Regions from separate parts of the Homo sapiens genome. Here region 1 is linked to region 2. A link is a contact called in ENCODE Hi-C or POLR2A ChIA-PET data. All regions are on one chromosome and are shown on one strand. Each heading gives the region's core, a stretch centred on a gene start or an enhancer-like site at or near the end of the contact. The rest is flanking DNA. Distances are from core to core; before and after follow the strand shown. Region 1 holds the start of ZNF280C (zinc finger protein 280C). Region 2 holds the start of SASH3 (SAM and SH3 domain containing 3).

Region 1 (5,150 bases), core at 586-3,085, 490 kb after region 2:
GCACTCCAGCCCGGGCGACATTGCGAGACTCCGTCTCAAAAAAAAAAAAAAAAAATTACTGAGGAAATCAAATCTTTTTGAATCACTACTTAAGACAAACTCACTGAAAACCAAGTAGCTGAGATTTGGAGTTATTCAACCTAAGAACTTTTTCAATAGGATATTCTTCAACTCTTCAACATGCTTAGAAATAATATTAAAGTATGAAAAAGTCGAAAAAAAATGAAGCCTTAAAAATAAAAATATAAAGGAAAAAGGAATTGAATAATACTTCTTAAAACTTTTAAGTGAGCCTCCTTGCTTATTCTCCGTGACCACCTCACTCTCACAAAAAGTGAGACATAATATACCAAATTGAACATTGGATGAGGGTCAGAAAGCCTAGGTTTAAGAATTGGTTCCATCACTTCCTAGGCACATGACCTCGGTAAAGTTCTGTCCTTGAGGCTGTTTCCTCATCTTCAAACAGTTCTAACGACACCCTACAGCCCATCTCAAAAGGGGTGCTACCAATGAAATATACAAATGCAAGATACGATTATAATGGAATCTGTACTGCTGTAGAAACATCAAAGGTACACAGCCCTAATTTTACAAGCAAATCAGTGCCTTTGTAGGCTCAGTGAAGTTTCTGCGTAAGGAGATTAAGTTTGCACAGTAACCCCCAAACCAGGACACCTCACAAATACTAAGAGGAGACTTTTGCAGTTTAAAACTCTACTTCTAGGTTTCTATTTTATGTTTAGGGGCACTAAAAGACATTACAACTCATAGTCCAAACCTGAAAACAATAGTAAAAAAAATTTAAGGTCGCAGATTTAAAAAACTCCACAAAACTAACAAATCTTTCCAAACAAAGAGAATCCCCTGGATGAAGGTCTCCCGTGCTTGCAGAAGCTGGTTCACTTGACAATTTCCTCTCGAATTTCTCCTTAAAAAAGCATTAAAACCTGAGAGAAGTTGAAAGGAACTCCCTCCATCTCTAGAGCAGGAGTATACCTCAGCATAATTTTTTCCATCTCTTTAAGTAAAACCTGCAAACCTCCTAGTTAGAATATAGTGTATTTAACTCCACGTTTCTCCTCAGGGCTCTTATCCTCTAGACAATAACGGAATAGAGCACGATTTCTGTGACAGAGAAGGGAAGTCCCTTTGGCCAGAACAAGGTTGTGGGCATGGAATGACCGGTCCTGTGTGGGGGGAACCTGCGCAGAAAGAAGGGGTCACAGGGTCTCTGATGCCTGAAAGTTCGGAATCCCCTCAAGTCTCTTTTCGTTTGATTGAAGAGACTTGAGGGTGGGCGGGTCTCCGTCAAACATCAGTATCAACCGTACAAAAGACGAAAGGGAGTTGCCTCCAGAATGAAAAGCCCAAACCGGGTTGGAAACAGACCGACAGGACTCAGGAGGTGAGAAGGCTGCCGCAGCTGCCGCGGCCCGCGAAACCACTGCCCGCCGCGGGCCGCCAGGCTCTACCTCCAGAAAACCCTCCCCCTTCAGGGCCCGGCGCAAGATGGTGGCCCACCAGCTACCACGCCGCCAAGCCTGTCCCCTCCCCCGCACCCCCGTCGATCCGCACCGGCATAGAGACCCTCAGCCAGCCGCCCTCAGAACCGCCCTCTGGGGAAGGCTGCCTCGGCCGCGCGGGAGAGCTGCTGCCTCCTTCCGCGCGGCACAGGCGGGGGCGGGGGCCGCTTACCGAGAGCAGAGCAGATCGGTCTGACTGGGGTTCGGATAAGGAGGAGGAGAAAGAGGAGGAGGAAAGGGAGGAGCGCGAAAAACCTCAGGCGACAGCCTCAGCAACAGCGACTCCCCCGGAGACTTCCAGCGCGGAACCGGCGTCTCAGCCGGGGGCAGAAGTATATAACTGCACGCGCTGCCTCATGGGTAGACGCCGACTCCACCCCCTGAACATCCGGGGCCTTTTAACCGCCCACGGACGGACGGCTGGTACTTACATGTGCACATGTGCAGCTACTTTACTTACCGTCGAAGGCAGCGGAGGAAGTGTAATTGACTAGCGTGGATGCAGCTTTTCTAAGCAAACGCTCGATTTAACCTGGAGTTGTCATCCCAAAAAATACATTGTACCTGACTACAGAGAAACATGAATTCTGGGTCTTCCTTGTGTGTGAGGGCTAAAGACACGAGTTAAAAATATAAATATATTGTTTTCTGGAAATACTGTACTTGAAACACGTCTCAAAATACTAGTTATTTTTACCTTTTGTTTTAAACATATGGTTTTGCTTGTCTCTCTGTTACTTCTAATTGCCATATGGATGCCTATAGTAGGTACAAAAAATGCTAAGGAAAAATACATTTACTCTTACACACAAGGAAGACCCAGAATTCATGTTTCTCTGTAGTCAGGTACAATGTATTTTGTGGGATGACAACTCCAGGTTAAATCGAGCGTTTGCTTAGAAAAGCTGCATCCACGCTAGTCAATTACACTTCCTCCGCTGCCTTCGACGGTAAGTAAAGTAGCTGCACTTGTGCACATGTAAGTACCAGCCGTCCGTCCGTGGGCTGGCCGCGGTGGCTCACACTTCTAATTCCAGCACTTTGGGAGGCTGAGGTGGGTGGATCACCTGGGGTGAGGAGTTTGAGACCACTTCCCTTTCCTCCTCGCCTTTCTCCTCCTCCTTCTCTGAACCCCAGTCAGCCTGACCAACATAGTGAAACCCCATCTTTACTAAAAATACAAAATTAGCAGGGTGTGGTGGCACATGCCTGTAATCCCAGCTACTTGGGAGGCTGAGGCGGGAGAATCACTGGAACTTGTAAATACATTTACAAGAAAAACACTTGCCAAAATACTGCTTACAGAAACATTTTCTAGACATTGTGCTTTGAACTGTAAAAGTTTCTTCTCCCAAATTTCTCCACAAGGTTTATAGCAGTACTGGTTCATCTCTCTTTTTCTTTTTTGAGACGGAGTTTCGCTCTTGTTGCCCAGGCAGGAGTCCAATGGCGTGATCTTGGCTCACCGCAACCTCCGCTTCCCGGGTTCAAGTGACTCTCCTGCCTCAGCCTCCCGAGTAGCTGGGATTACAGGCATGCGCCACCACACCCGACTAATTTTGTATTTTTAGTAGAGACGGGGTTTCTCCATGTTGGTCAGGCTGGTCTCGAACTCCCCACCTCAGGTGATCTGCCTGCCTCGGCCTCCCAAAGTGCTGGGATTACAAGCGTGAGCCACCACGCCTGGCCCAATTCATCTCTTAAGAGTTGCCCAGACTGAAAATATCGTGTGGCTTACATAACACACACGTAAATCCTGTCACTGAATCCTACCATTTTTTTTATTTGAGCTAGTTTTTTCTTTCTTATTTATACAGCTATTTGCTTCTGACCCTGAAAATAAGCTTTACAGGAAAAGACAGAGAATAATCAAAATAAAACAGTGAAAAGTCCCAAAATCTTGGAGCATGCATAGTTGGTCCCTGCTTCCGGTCAGGGTGATAAGAAAGTCCGGGCACCTTTTCCTTTGATGCCAGCAGGAAATTTAAAACTAGCAAATCTACAGCCGCATGACTCTGCTTTTGGCTGTAGTGGGAAATTTAAAACTTGTGATTCTCCAGCCTGCCTCCTTCTTTGGCATTGGTGGGAAATTTAAAACTGGCAACAAAAATTGGTGCAGTTGAGAAATTTAAAACTTGCAAATCTACAGCCTGTGCGGCATTTTCACCAGCCCCACTTCCTAGATGCTATAAAGGCCCATCCAACTTCCTCTGCCTCTGAAACCAGCCCAGACCTGTTTGCAGCACCCAGCCCTCCCTCACTTACCCCCACTAGTCCCCAGGGTAATAAAATTTCTCTCAAATTCTCTTGTCATATCTAGTGTCACGAGTGTCCACATCCAACCTAAAATTACGAGGAGGAATGGTCAAACTGCCTCAGCAGGATGACCAGAAAACACTTATACACCCAAATTTCAATCTAACTTATTCTTTTTTTCGTGAAAAATACAGCCAAGAAGACCAGCGGGCTCTGGTCAGTTGACTGTTTGCAGACTCTGGTCAGCAAATTTTCTATCAAGATGAAAATTTGAGAAACTAAATAATAACAATAATTAAAAGGATGTCTGGTGAGAATGGAATTAACACATGGGAAATTGTTTGGGTGATTTTTAACTGTTCTTAAAACTCTTCCCCAGGCTTCTAGAAAACCACTCTATATTGGTTCTCTTGACTGGCTGGCCGTACGTTCTTTTTTATTTTTCAGCACTTCCAGTAAATGAGGGCTTACTCCTGTATAGGTTTTTCTGACAATTTTAAAAATTGAGACAAATTTACATGAAAAAAATCTACCATTTTGAAGTGTACAATAGAGTGATTTCTTATATATATTTACAGTATTGTGCAACCATCACTGCTATCTAATTCCAGAACATTTTCATTACCTCCCACCAAAAAACCTGCAAACCTATTAGTAGCCACTCCTAATTTCCTCCTATTTGTATCCTCTCACCAATCATTAATTAACGTTTTTTATCTATGGATTTGCCTATTCTGGATATCACATATAAATGTAATCATACAGTATGTAGTTTTTCATGTCTAGCTTCTTTCATTCACTATAATGTTTCTGAAGTAGGTTCATCCATGTTGTAGCACATATCAATTCGTTCTTTTCTCTCTTTCTCCCTCCCTCCCTCCCTCCCTCCCTCCCTCCCTCCCTCCCTTCCTTCCTTCCTTCCTTCCTTCCTTCCTTTCCAGATGGCCTCTGGCTCTGGCTCTTAGGCTGGAGTGCAGTGGGGCGATTTCCAGTCACGGCAACCTCCACCTCCCAGGTTCAAGCAATTCTCCTGCCTCAGCCTCCTGAGTTGCTGAGATTACAGGGTCCTGCAACCATGCCAAGCTAATTTTTGTATTTTTAGTAGAGTTGGGGCTTCATCATGTTGGCCAGGCTGGTCTTGAACTCCTGACCTCAAGTGATCCACCCGCCTCAACCTTCCAAAATGTTGGGATTACAGGCTTGAGCCACTGCACCCGGGCCACTTCATTTCTTTCTATTATTGCATGATATTTCATTGTACAAACATATCACTTTCTGTTTATCCATTCTTCAGTTGATGGACGTTTGGGTTGTTTCTGCTTTTGGGCTGTTATAAATAATGTAGCCATGAATATCAGTGTATTAGTC
Region 2 (5,026 bases), core at 2,300-4,799:
TAGGCAACAGAGTAAGACTCAAAAAAAAATTAAATTAAATTAAATTTAAAAAAATACTTGGAGTGTGCTGGTGTGGGAGCTGCTTTATCTGAATGTGGCCTACGATGACCTTTGTGTCTTTGGTAGTCCTACATCCACCCTCTGAGGGTTCAGGTTGATTTCACTATCAGTGGAACCCCAAAACACACACACACACACACACACATACACACCCTGCAATCCTGCAGTATTGGCGCTAAATCAAGGTTCTTCTGCCCCAAATCTATACTTCTGGATACGTCTTTATATTAAACTACTCGCCTCCAGGGGTTGTGGTGGGATTAAACATCTGTCAAGTGCTTAATGTAGTGCTTGGTAAAGAACAAGTGCTGGGTAAATGTAAGCTTGCCACTCCACCTAGGATGTCAGCTCCCAGGTACAAGGGGCCCTGATGGCTATTTATTTTGTACCTCCTCCCGAGGCCTAGCACAAGGCTGTGCCCACAGCAAGTTCCTAGGTTCTGCCTGCCGGCCCATTATCAAGTTTAAGGTGACCTTGTTCCCTGAACTACTGACTCGTATCACTTCCTTAGCTGAGAGCTCTGCGTACCTCAAACAACATAACCTGTAAAATGCAAATATGTTACCCAGAAGGGAAAATCTATTAAACACATGTTTAAGGGTCATTAGCCAGCAAGGACCTGGCCTATTGGGATTCAGCCAGGGCAATCTGTTGGAAGAGAAAAGCTGGGGGAAGGCAAGTCCCGATGGGGGGTCCTGGACACCCCGCCTCCACTGGCCCCGGTCCCCAGGTGGCGGGGAGGAGGTGTTCCTGAACAGAGGAGACAGATCTGAAAAGGAGAACGAAGGAAGCCGTTGAAAACACTTGCTCCCTTCTGTCCTGGGAGCTGGTCACCTCTCCATATTTCTCTCCAAGGCACCCTCACCTCCCTCTCGCTGCCTTTTCCCAAGCCTCGCCAGCCCTGTGCCCTGGTTTGCTGGCCGCCTTTGAAGGTTCTGCGGTTAGTGTGTGATCTTCTGTCGCTGCCGGCGCTGAGCAAACAGGAAGCGGGCACATCCTGCGAGGCGGCCAGGGACGCAGCCGCTGCGCAGGCCCGGAAGATTCTGCGACCTGCTTCCTCCCTCACGGCTCTGGCTCCAGGTGCCCCAGGCCACTACAGCGGCGTCCCCAATCCCAGAACCCTCTGGGGCTGCCCTCCTGCTCCTGGTCACGCAGAGCCCCAAAGGCCCGATGGGTCCCCTACACGGCTGCCAGGCTACTGTATATGCCGAAAAGCCTTAACCAGTTACCGCGCTTGCTAGTGACCCTGGGCCGCCTGGGAGGGACTTTCAGGGTGGAAAACACAGGCCAGTGGGAAGGAGATCTGGGGTGTGGAATCTTTTCATGAGTCTGCCTGGCCGACTGAGTAGGCCAAAGAATGTATGGTTTCAGCTTAGGGAAGAAAGATCTTATCTTCCCTGAGCTCACCCTGAAGGTTGGATGGTCAGAGGGCATAAAGCAGAATCGGAGAGGAAGTCACGAGAACATCTTGGGAACAGGGGTGGACAAGCCTAGTATTTCACAAGTACCACAGAATTGAAAGCCTTAAAAATGTGCATACCTTTGACCCCAGCAATTCCTCTTCTGGATATTTCCCCTACAGAAAAAAAACTATGGATGTGAATATTTACCATAAGTATGTTCAATGAATAATTTAAAAATTTAAGCCAACCCAAGTTCATCAGCAAGGGCTTGGTGAAATAAGCACGGCACATCCACACAATGGGATGTTCCACAGCCGTTATAAATTACGTAGTTGAAGACTATTTCATAGCATGAGACAATCTTGATACTGTGTTCAGCTGGACGTAGTGGCTCACGCCTGTAATCCCAGCACTTTGGGAGGATGAGGCAAAGAGGTCACTTGAGACCAGGAGTTCAAGACCAGCCTGGGCAACATGGTGAAACCCTGTCTCTACAAAAAATACAAAAATTAACCAGGGTGGTGGTACGCACCTATAGTCCCAGCTACTTGGGAGGCAGAGGCACAAGAATTGCTTGAACTCAGGAGGTGGAGGTTGCAGTGAGCCGAGATCACGCCACTGCACTCCAGCCTGGGAGACAGAGTGAGAGACTCCATCTCGAAAAAAAAACAAAAAAGATACTGTGTTTAGTGTGAAAAGCAGACACCAATAGTGTGAATTATGACCTTTTTTAATTAAAAAATTTTAAACAGCTTTATTGAGGTATAATGGAGCTACAATAAACTGCACATATTTGAAGTATACAATTTGATACGTTTTGACATGTGTATTCCCCCATGAAATCATCACCACAGTCAAGATAGTGAACATATTCATCACTCCTAAAAGCTTCCTGTTACCCTGTGTGATGTCTCCCTTCCCTTCTCTCCCCTCCCCTTCTCCCCAAACCAATTATCTGTTTTCTGAGCAGTATGATTTTTGTAAAAAGAAAAAAAATGTTTATAGACAGAGAGTAGATAGATGCTTAAAACAGTGTAGAGGACAATGATGGGAAATTTTGAAATTTTTTTTGTTTATGTGTTTGTGAAATTGTATGACAAATACAAGTTGCTTTTGTAATACCAAGAAGTTATTAAAGTTATTAAAATCTGCCACAGACAACCCACAAATTGAATATACTGCATAGGTGTTTGATAAATGCCTGTTGGATACTTGCTAGAGGTGTGGAGTTGGCTGTAAGTGCTTTTCAGCTGTGGTGGTGATAAATATACTCATGATGGCTGAGGGGTACTGACTGGAGGGGTGACTGCTCTAGTGATGATGGCTTTAGGTGTACTGATGGCTGTAGGAGTGATGGCTGCAGGGCTGATGGCTGCACGGATGTGATGATGGTTGTAGGAGAGATGACTGTAGGGACGATGGTTATAGGGGTGAGAGGGTCATGAGTGCGGTTGGCTGTAATGTCCAGAAGGGTGACAGCTGTAAGGATGATGGCTGGAAGGGTGATAGCAGCAATGGTGATGACTGTAGAGGTGATGGCTGAAGGATGTCAACTGTAGAGGTGATTACCATAGTGACAATGGCTATAGGTGTGCTGATGGCAGCGGGGATGGCTGCAGGCCTGATGGCTGTAGGGGTGATGGCTGTATGGTGATGGCTATTGATAGGAGTGATGGTAGCAGTGGTGATGGTCACAGGGGTGATGGTAGTGGTAGTGATGGCAGTGACGACCTTGAAGACGTGAGTTGACCGGGAGCATTGATCCAACAGGCAGCCAGATGGTCCAACTTCTGGTTTCTGGATTCTGGTCAGTGAGATAAAGGGCTTGGGTACGCCATATAATGTCGAGCTGATTGTCCACCTCTAGGAAGATGGAGCAGAAGGACTGATGATGATCGACATGAGACAACAAGGTAGGGACTTTCTCTGACTGTTCAACCCAAGAGCCGTCTGCATCAGAATCTCTGGAGACTGAAGCTTGGACTTCCTTCCTCCCTAGGGGCCGGCAGGGGCTGCGATTGCTGTAAGAGTAGGTCACGTGGCAGGGCTTCCTGTATGCTGCTGCTGCCGGGTGTCCATGGCCCGCACCCCCAAGCTGCCACTGCAGCAGTCAGAGTGGCAGCTGAAGGCTCGGTTCATGCCGTGCCCCCGGGCAGTTCTGGTGAGGCTAAGCAAGAGGCCTCTGCATCTTGACACCTAGGAGAGCAGGGACGGAGTCTCCCAGGGTGGAGGACCATGCTGCGCCGCAAGCCCTCCAATGCCAGTGAGAAGGAGCCCACTCAGAAGAAAAAGGTGAGGAGCATTTTGGGAACTCACATCTTCCTTTCCTCTGCTTGCTCGACCCATCCCTTCCAAGACTCTTGGAAGTGGGAAGAGCCAAAGGCCATATGTTGAGTCTGTAGGTGAGGGCCACTCACCTAGAAGGCAACGGGACAGGGACCCAAAGGTTAACAGAAGTACAGAAGAGATGTTTAAAATTCTGGAGCAACAGAGTTACAGAATAGATCCTTAGAAATCTAGAGTCATGCAATTCAACCCTAGAAGAATGGGAAAAAAGATCTAAAATTAGGGGCCAGAATCTTAGACTAGAATTTGAGAATAACAAAATACAATGCTTAAGCTGAACCCTAAGCTTGTACTTAACTATCTCTCCTCTACGCTGGTCCTGCTGCCACTTCTGCCCCGGCCACGGCCTCTCAGGAGCCATCTCACTCAAAGGGCCCTGCTGGGCTGCCCAGCTTGGAGCCATGATGCTCACAGGACTGCCACCCCCTCCTCCACTTTGGCCATGGCCCAGACCCTGCCCACTTGGCTCAGCTCTGTGGTAGCTCCCAGGCCCTACCCGAGATGGAGCCAACCTGGAGATGGGGGCCTGAGGCCATTCCAGTCTTGGGGGAAAAGGCATCCGGAAGTGCAGTGGGATGCAGGGGGCATACAGGTTCTTCCTGGGTGGGGAATGAGAAATTAAGTTGAGGTGGTGAGTAGGAGTGAAGGCTGAGGAGGGAGGATTTTAAAGGCCAGGAGGAAAAACAGCTGTCATGGATGGCTGAGGTGTTCATCCCCCTGGGGCAGAGACCGGACTGGAAGAATCCTTGAAGGCTGTGCCAGATCTAGGATTTTGTGGTTGAATTTGAGGATTTCCAGATTTCTTTGGTTGGGTTTGAGGATTTCTAGACCTAATTCTTTAATTCAATTGAAGGATTCTCCCAGACAATCAGCAAGTATATCCTACACATCCAATGGGATGCTAGGACAGTCCCAAAGCAGGCCTGAACTAGGTCCAAGAGGCCCAGGCTATCCCCCGCCAATTTTCCCTGGAACTCAGCCCAGGTGCCCTATGGTGGATCCCCCTTGTCAGGGGAGTAGCTCAGAGATGGAGGCCAAGGCAGCTGAAAGACTGAGACTCGGGGCAGTGGGGTGTGCATCCTGCCCCAGCTCTCAGGTCCTGGGGTGGCTGCCACTTCCGGCTGTATTCTCCCCACCCCAGCTGCTTCTCTAAGGTTGCAGTGGTGGTGGGCGGGGGAGGGGGGAGGTTCATGAATCTTCACACGGGCTCTGTCATC

Evidence for each region. Hi-C counts contacts between places; a loop is a spot of excess contacts on that map. ChIA-PET counts read pairs that join two places held with the same protein, here RNA polymerase II (POLR2A). Pooled maps may share reads with other maps.
Region 1: a pooled map shows a loop between it and region 2 (7-fold over the local background). The contact joins the promoter of ZNF280C here to the promoter of SASH3 in region 2. A Hi-C loop is called at or near these places in 6 of 37 single-sample maps with no recorded cell type and 11 of 50 pooled maps. POLR2A ChIA-PET finds 5 or more read pairs at or near these places in 2 of 52 experiments (OCI-LY7 and activated T-cell).

Annotation. Positions count from the first base shown.
Region 1 is chrX:130,267,064-130,272,213 of GRCh38, forward strand. It overlaps ZNF280C (zinc finger protein 280C), which reads right to left and starts at 1,836. Exons shown (of 19, transcript NM_017666.5): 1 at 1,699-1,836. RefSeq lists a silencer at 1,537-1,616.
Region 2 is chrX:129,776,400-129,781,425 of GRCh38, forward strand. It overlaps SASH3 (SAM and SH3 domain containing 3), which reads left to right and starts at 3,550. Exons shown (of 8, transcript NM_018990.4): 1 at 3,550-3,755. The coding sequence starts at 3,699. LOC124905215 (a long non-coding RNA gene) reads right to left here. Exons shown (of 2, transcript XR_007068328.1): 2 at 2,176-3,880. RefSeq lists enhancers at 431-520, 3,301-3,460, 3,711-3,790, 3,841-3,900.